2 separate regions of the Mus musculus genome follow, and region 1 is linked to region 2. Evidence: chromatin loops called from intact Hi-C (ENCODE). Cell type or tissue: gastrocnemius. All regions are shown on one strand. Each heading gives the region's core, and the rest is flanking DNA. Links, peaks and the distances in the headings are about the cores only.

The links. Hi-C counts contacts between places; a loop is a spot of excess contacts. Peaks named below come from ENCODE experiments on the same cell type or tissue, not always from the same donor. Only the 100,000 strongest peaks of a DNase experiment are listed, where the experiment ranks them.
Region 1: a loop joins it to region 2, with 13 times the contacts of the local background. A loop is called at or near these places in 3 of 42 quality-filtered maps.

Annotation. Positions count from the first base shown.
Region 1 is chr1:184,038,294-184,041,100 of GRCm38, reverse strand. All of the region lies in intron 2 of Dusp10 (dual specificity phosphatase 10), which reads right to left. Among named protein-coding and RNA genes, the nearest start is that of Dusp10, 5.3 kb to the right of the region's middle. In gastrocnemius, for the core only: no CTCF peak of the experiment used is centred there; a DNase peak (open chromatin) is centred at 1,578; H3K4me3 peaks cover 2,500 bases; H3K27ac peaks cover 2,500 bases.
Region 2 is chr1:183,930,946-183,933,752 of GRCm38, reverse strand. No RefSeq gene overlaps it. Among named protein-coding and RNA genes, the nearest start is that of Gm34130, 4.9 kb to the left of the region's middle. In gastrocnemius, for the core only: no CTCF peak of the experiment used is centred there; a DNase peak (open chromatin) is centred at 1,358; H3K27ac peaks cover 1,416 bases.

The DNA of each region.
Region 1 (2,807 bases), core at 129-2,628, 110 kb before region 2:
GCACAGGCAGAGACAGGCCCTGAAACAGGGTCTCCAGGAAGGGGAGGGAGGCCTCTCCTGAGACTCAAGACCCAGTCACTAACAGTGGCATTCCACATTTGGAGAACACTCCTGGGCAGGTATATGACACTACATGTTTAACTTGGGGGCAAAAAAACAAAAAAATGTCTACACCACTCTGTAAAATACTCCCAGCTCAATTAAATATATAACACTAACTCTAAACAGTAGACTATAGCATAAGACATAAAATATTTCAAAAACAAGGAAGGGAAGGCCAATAGGTGAAGCATATACTTAATCTGGTTGGGAATAAAGGGGTTCACTTTGAAAATTGTGATCATAACGGTTTAAAGGCCACGGCTACCAAGAAAGAGTTGTAGAAAACATGCCCTTCCCACATATATAAAGGACAAATAAGTTCCCTGACCCCAGTGATGTGAAAAAGGACAGATGTGACAACAGAACAGCACCTCTCGTCTTAGAAGGTCAAGGACTGTCGAGCCTTGAGGTTGGAGAGCAAGTTACAGATGATCACAACAATCAACACTGGTTGGGAAAGGTTACAATCCTTTCAAAGACTGAGTCTCTAAAGAGCTATTCATGTGGCTCACTCAGAGGAGGTTGACCAGAAACAAGGGCCTGGTGCTCTATATCCTTCAGTGGGTAAGAACAAGCCAGAGACTACACCGTCTCAGACCTAGGTCACAGCGGGGCGGGGACTATAAATTAGAACAGTAACTTAATCCCAGGGGCTTCTGTGCCTCCGATCAGTTTCGTCCCAACCTGACACTGCTTAACTAAAATGGCAACCCAGCCGCCACCGGGCCCGACAGGCAGCTCCAAAAATGGAGACCGTGGCATTGAAACTGAGGGACATAAAAGTTGGAACGGGAGGGTAGCAACCGGTGTTTACAAACATGAACCAGAACCTCAGACGGATCAGGCATCTTTTGGGAAAAAAAAAAAAAATCTCTGAAAATAAACCAAGAAGGCCTGGGGACTTACAACCATATAGTCAAACCATCTACCCCCACCCCACCCCAGCAGACACAGGCTCCCTACAAAATTCACTCACTCCAAAATGGTACCACTCCCCCACTAGCTGAAATACAATCTCAGCTCACCAACAAGGTGAATCCTAAAATAAACCTCAGAAGAGAAGCCAGCCCAGGATGGTGTGCTTGATCCACTCAAGAACCTAGGAGAAGCTGCACACCATACTTGTTGAGAGAAAAGCACCTCTCATCTCTACCTCAAGGGCGCTCTGACATTAACCTCTGGTCTGAGCAGAGAAGAGGCTAACAGGGGACTCCATGTCCCATCTCCTTTAGCTCTTCCCTAACTTGATCCTGATTTTAGGCCATTCCTCACAAAGGTACCACTTAATAATGACAACAAAGTAGACGACCAGACCTTTTACTCCTGAACTATGTATTTTCAACCAAATTCCAAGATAGTTGAAGGAACAACCCCCCCGAAAACTACAAATAACCCAACCTCTACCACCAGAGCGTCTTCCCAGCCGGCCGCCAGGGTCGAACCAATCCGAAATGATGAGCCCTCAGCGCAGCTGCCCAGGGCGCCTGGTGGTGAGGTCAGCAGCCCCGCCCCACTGAGGCAGTCTTTACACTGACTCCCATGAGCAAACCCAGGCTGCAGGGATCCTCAGATGTACCTATGGGAGAAGAGTACAGGAATCCCTTCTTCTTCCTCAGCACTGCCCAAGAGAGACATTTCTCAGCAACTGATGGGCCATCCCTCTACCCACCAAGCTCCACAGCAAGAGCTAGGATAGGATCTATGCATCGTAATCAGCCCTGTGTTCGAGTTTAGAGCCATCATAAACTACGTTGTCTGCTTACTCTTCTTAGATGACACAGACAAAAGGGGTTGATTTTTACCAAACCTATCCTATCTTCAGGAGGCAGAAAAGATGCCTACAAAGCTATTGGTTACAGGTGTGGGGATTTGTAGATGGTGTTTTCTCAGCTGTGAAAAGAAAGACAAGATGGGACCAAGGGAAGTGCAACAGGCTAAAGCCACATCAGATGGGGGGGGGGAGTAAGGGGGAGAGGGGGGTTTCTAAAAGTCAACCAAACAAAAATTCAGAAGAACACAGCTACACAACAGAACCCTGACATATTTGTGACTCCGAGAAAACTTACTGCCACTGCCTAGGACAGTGCCCAGAGCTTCTAGAACTGTGAGCCCGCATGCCCCAAAGAGAGCAGCCTCCACAGTTGTCCACAAAGACAGCAAAGGATTAGCATGGGAAGAGGCATTACACAGCAAAGGATGGCTGAGCCACATTGCTAAGAGCAAGGACGATGTTTAGAGCTATCCCACCAAGACAAATCCTAGATTGCTTCCCTAAGCAGTCGGTCCCGTTAAATGGGAAAAGTGTTCAAAGGAACTCAGCACCACTGATAATCAACCACTCTTTAGTGCTGGGGTTGGGACACCCCACCCCCTCCCACCCCACCCCACCCCACCCCACCCCACCCCACCCACCATGCACACAATGGCTCAAAATTCGAAACGAAGATAGTTATCACTCTCCATCATGACTAGGTAGATATTATCAGAAGAGTAATGCTCAAAGCCCAAAAGGACAAAGATGAGCAAGTGGACTGTGCCCATGGTCAGGACAACACTGTATGTTAGAAGCTCAGAGAAGACTGGGTCATCTATTCCTTTTTTTGGGGGGGGGGGGGTGTCCAGTCATCAGTTATTCTACACTAGGGGAAAATGATGTATGACTCCTTCTAGGGAAGAGACAGAAGCTAACTCTTGTCAGGTGATAC
Region 2 (2,807 bases), core at 27-2,526:
GGAGTTTGCTGGCTAGTACCTCTTTCTTCAGACCTCCATGAGAAGTGGGATCTACTGTCTTTAAGAAAACTCTCTCAAAAATGCCCAATCTTCCAAAAACCTAATTCACAGGCACCACGTCAGATCTTAACCTGATCTGATTATTGAGCCCCTGCTTTTAGGGAGACAAGTAGTCTTAGTCTTGGCTGAAGTGAACTCACATGAGTTGTTACAGTCAGTGAAAGGTAGAGAAGGCAATAGTCTGGCCCATCCACCCAGAGCATATGAGTCTTGCTTCTGCTCTATGATGGACTCTCTGGTCTCCATGGTGACATTCTCTGCTCTGTGTTAGGAGACTCATCTATAAATGGGGATCTCTTGCCCCTAGACATTTCAGCTGCTCAATGGCCACATACTTCATAGAAGAATAAAGTTTCCACACCCTTCTTTTCCTAAGGGGGATACAAGCTGAGTGTACTGGCTAGTTTTGTGTCAACTTGACACAGGCTGGAGTTATCACAGAGAAAGGAGCTTCAGTTGGGGAAATGCCTCCACGATATCCAGCTGTAAGGCATTTTGTCAATTAGTGATCAAGGAGGGAGGGCCCCTTATGGGTGGTGCCATCTCTGGGCTGGTAGTCTTGGTTCTATAAGAGAGCAGGCTGAGCAAGCCAGCGGGTGGGGGGGAGCCAGTAAAGAACATCCCTCCATGGCCTCTGCATCAGCTCCTGCTTCCTGACCTGCTTGAGTTCCAGTCCTGACTTCCCTGGTGATGAACAGCAATGTGGAAGTGTTAGCTGAGTAAACCCTTTCCTCCCCAACTTGCTTCTTGGTCATGATGTTTTGTCCAAGAACAGAAACCCTGACTAAGACACCGAGTCTCCACTTAGACGCTTGAATTCTCAGACTACATGAAGTTCCAAGGACTTCCCATAGGTTTGCCCAGCAATTAGAGTCAGCTTGATTATATGAAACCTTCCCTTCCTCTCAGAAAATCAGAAGGGAACCAACACACACACACACACACACACACACACACACACACACACACACACACTGACTTATGGAACTAAACTCTCACCAGAGCCCCCAATATGCTGTTGTCTATCTATGCTATAAATAACTTTCCTAACTTACCCAATCACTTACCCAAAATGACAAACTACCCCAGTGTCCCCTTTGAACTCTAACCCTGAGACCTTTCACCTATGACATATACCAAAATGCATACATGGAGAGAAGAGAAAAGCACAACTTCTGCTCAGGACCCTGGGCAGCTGCCAGAAGGGCAGCCTGGAGCACTGACTTGGACTGCTGGCTGTGGGGCAGGGTTGCTCTGACCAGGTGGTCCTTCCTGAGTAGGTCCTTGTGAGAATCATGGCATGCTTTGCCCAGCTCTTCCCCATCACACTTGGCTGGACCACCTCTTCCCAAGCCTTACAATTGGACCTCAAACAACATCCCAGTTAGGATCCAGCAGGAAGAGCTCAGTGCGACAACTTCCTCACTGCTGTGCTGTATGTCACCACAAAAAGAGGTCAATTCACATCATCCCCTTCGTGGCTAAATAGCTCAGGAGCAGCAACAAGCTGATTCCTGAGCCCTGCAGCCACAGTCAGGCCAACCATTCCTTATTCAGTCTGTGCACAGCTAGTCAACCTCTCCAGAGAGGATATATATATATATATTTTAACTCGAGACTGATATGCAGGTGTAATCCCATGGGGACCATTTGTCACCCTTCTGGCCAGCAGCTCTGTGAGACACTAATATTAGAATCAAGTTTCCTCAGCCTTTGAAAACTTTAGTATAGAATGAGATTACACAGTCTCAATTCCCCTCTTAAGAAACTTGCTTGATCTCCTAAGTCCCACAGAGGATAATCTCTCGCAGGACAGCTCAGGTGACAGTACACTCTTTCTCCATTTCAGGGGGATGACTGCAAATCCGTGTCCTGGTCAGGAAGGTCACAGAATGAGCCCAGGTTAGATAAGCAGGACACATCCTTCATCTAGCTTTTCTCCCTGGAGGAGAGAGCATATTATTGAATATCCTTGAAAATATTTGCAAAAAGTTCATTGTGAGGAAGGTGAAGTGATTTAGGAGAATTAGAGACCAGCAAATCTGTGTTTGAATCCCAGTTCTTTTTAGACTGAGACTGATGAATTAGCTTATTCTTCAACCTATCTGAGGCATGACCTCTGCCTCTGTTAAAAAGAACAATGGCTGTCAGCCTTTGGAGGGCCTTGTAATGATTAGTCATATGTGTTTGAAGTGTCTGGCCCAGAGTAAGCTTTCAATGCGACCTGGTTATTCTTAGGAGTGGAGTAATCGGGGGTTTATTTAGAGGTTCTTGGATGGTATGGGCAGAGATCAGTGGGGATGAGGCTCAAGTTCTTCCCTGAGTGTTCTCTGGGGAATGGCCAGACTGAGGACAGGACCCAAGACTACACGACCCATCAAACTGCCCAGTGGTGGCATCTCTCTGGCATTAAGAAAAGTTGGTAGTACATTGGCCAGTAAGAATAAGAAGATATGGAGTGACAGTTATGCTGTGTAGCTGGAGCTTGGCCAGCATTACAAGGTCCCTATTACACCCACCTGGCCCAGCCCATCTCCTGGAGATCCTTCTTCATAGGTGCCATGACTCTATGCAAGGTGACAAGAAGAAGATGTAAACCAATGTGGCCTTATATGGTTTTATCAGAATGTCATAGCTTTTCCCAGAAAGAAGCCAAGGTGTAGCTCATATCTGTACACCTTGAGCCCTGGCGTCCTCCAATAAATGGGTAGACAGCCATGTTTGGCCATCTAGCTTTATTTTTATTA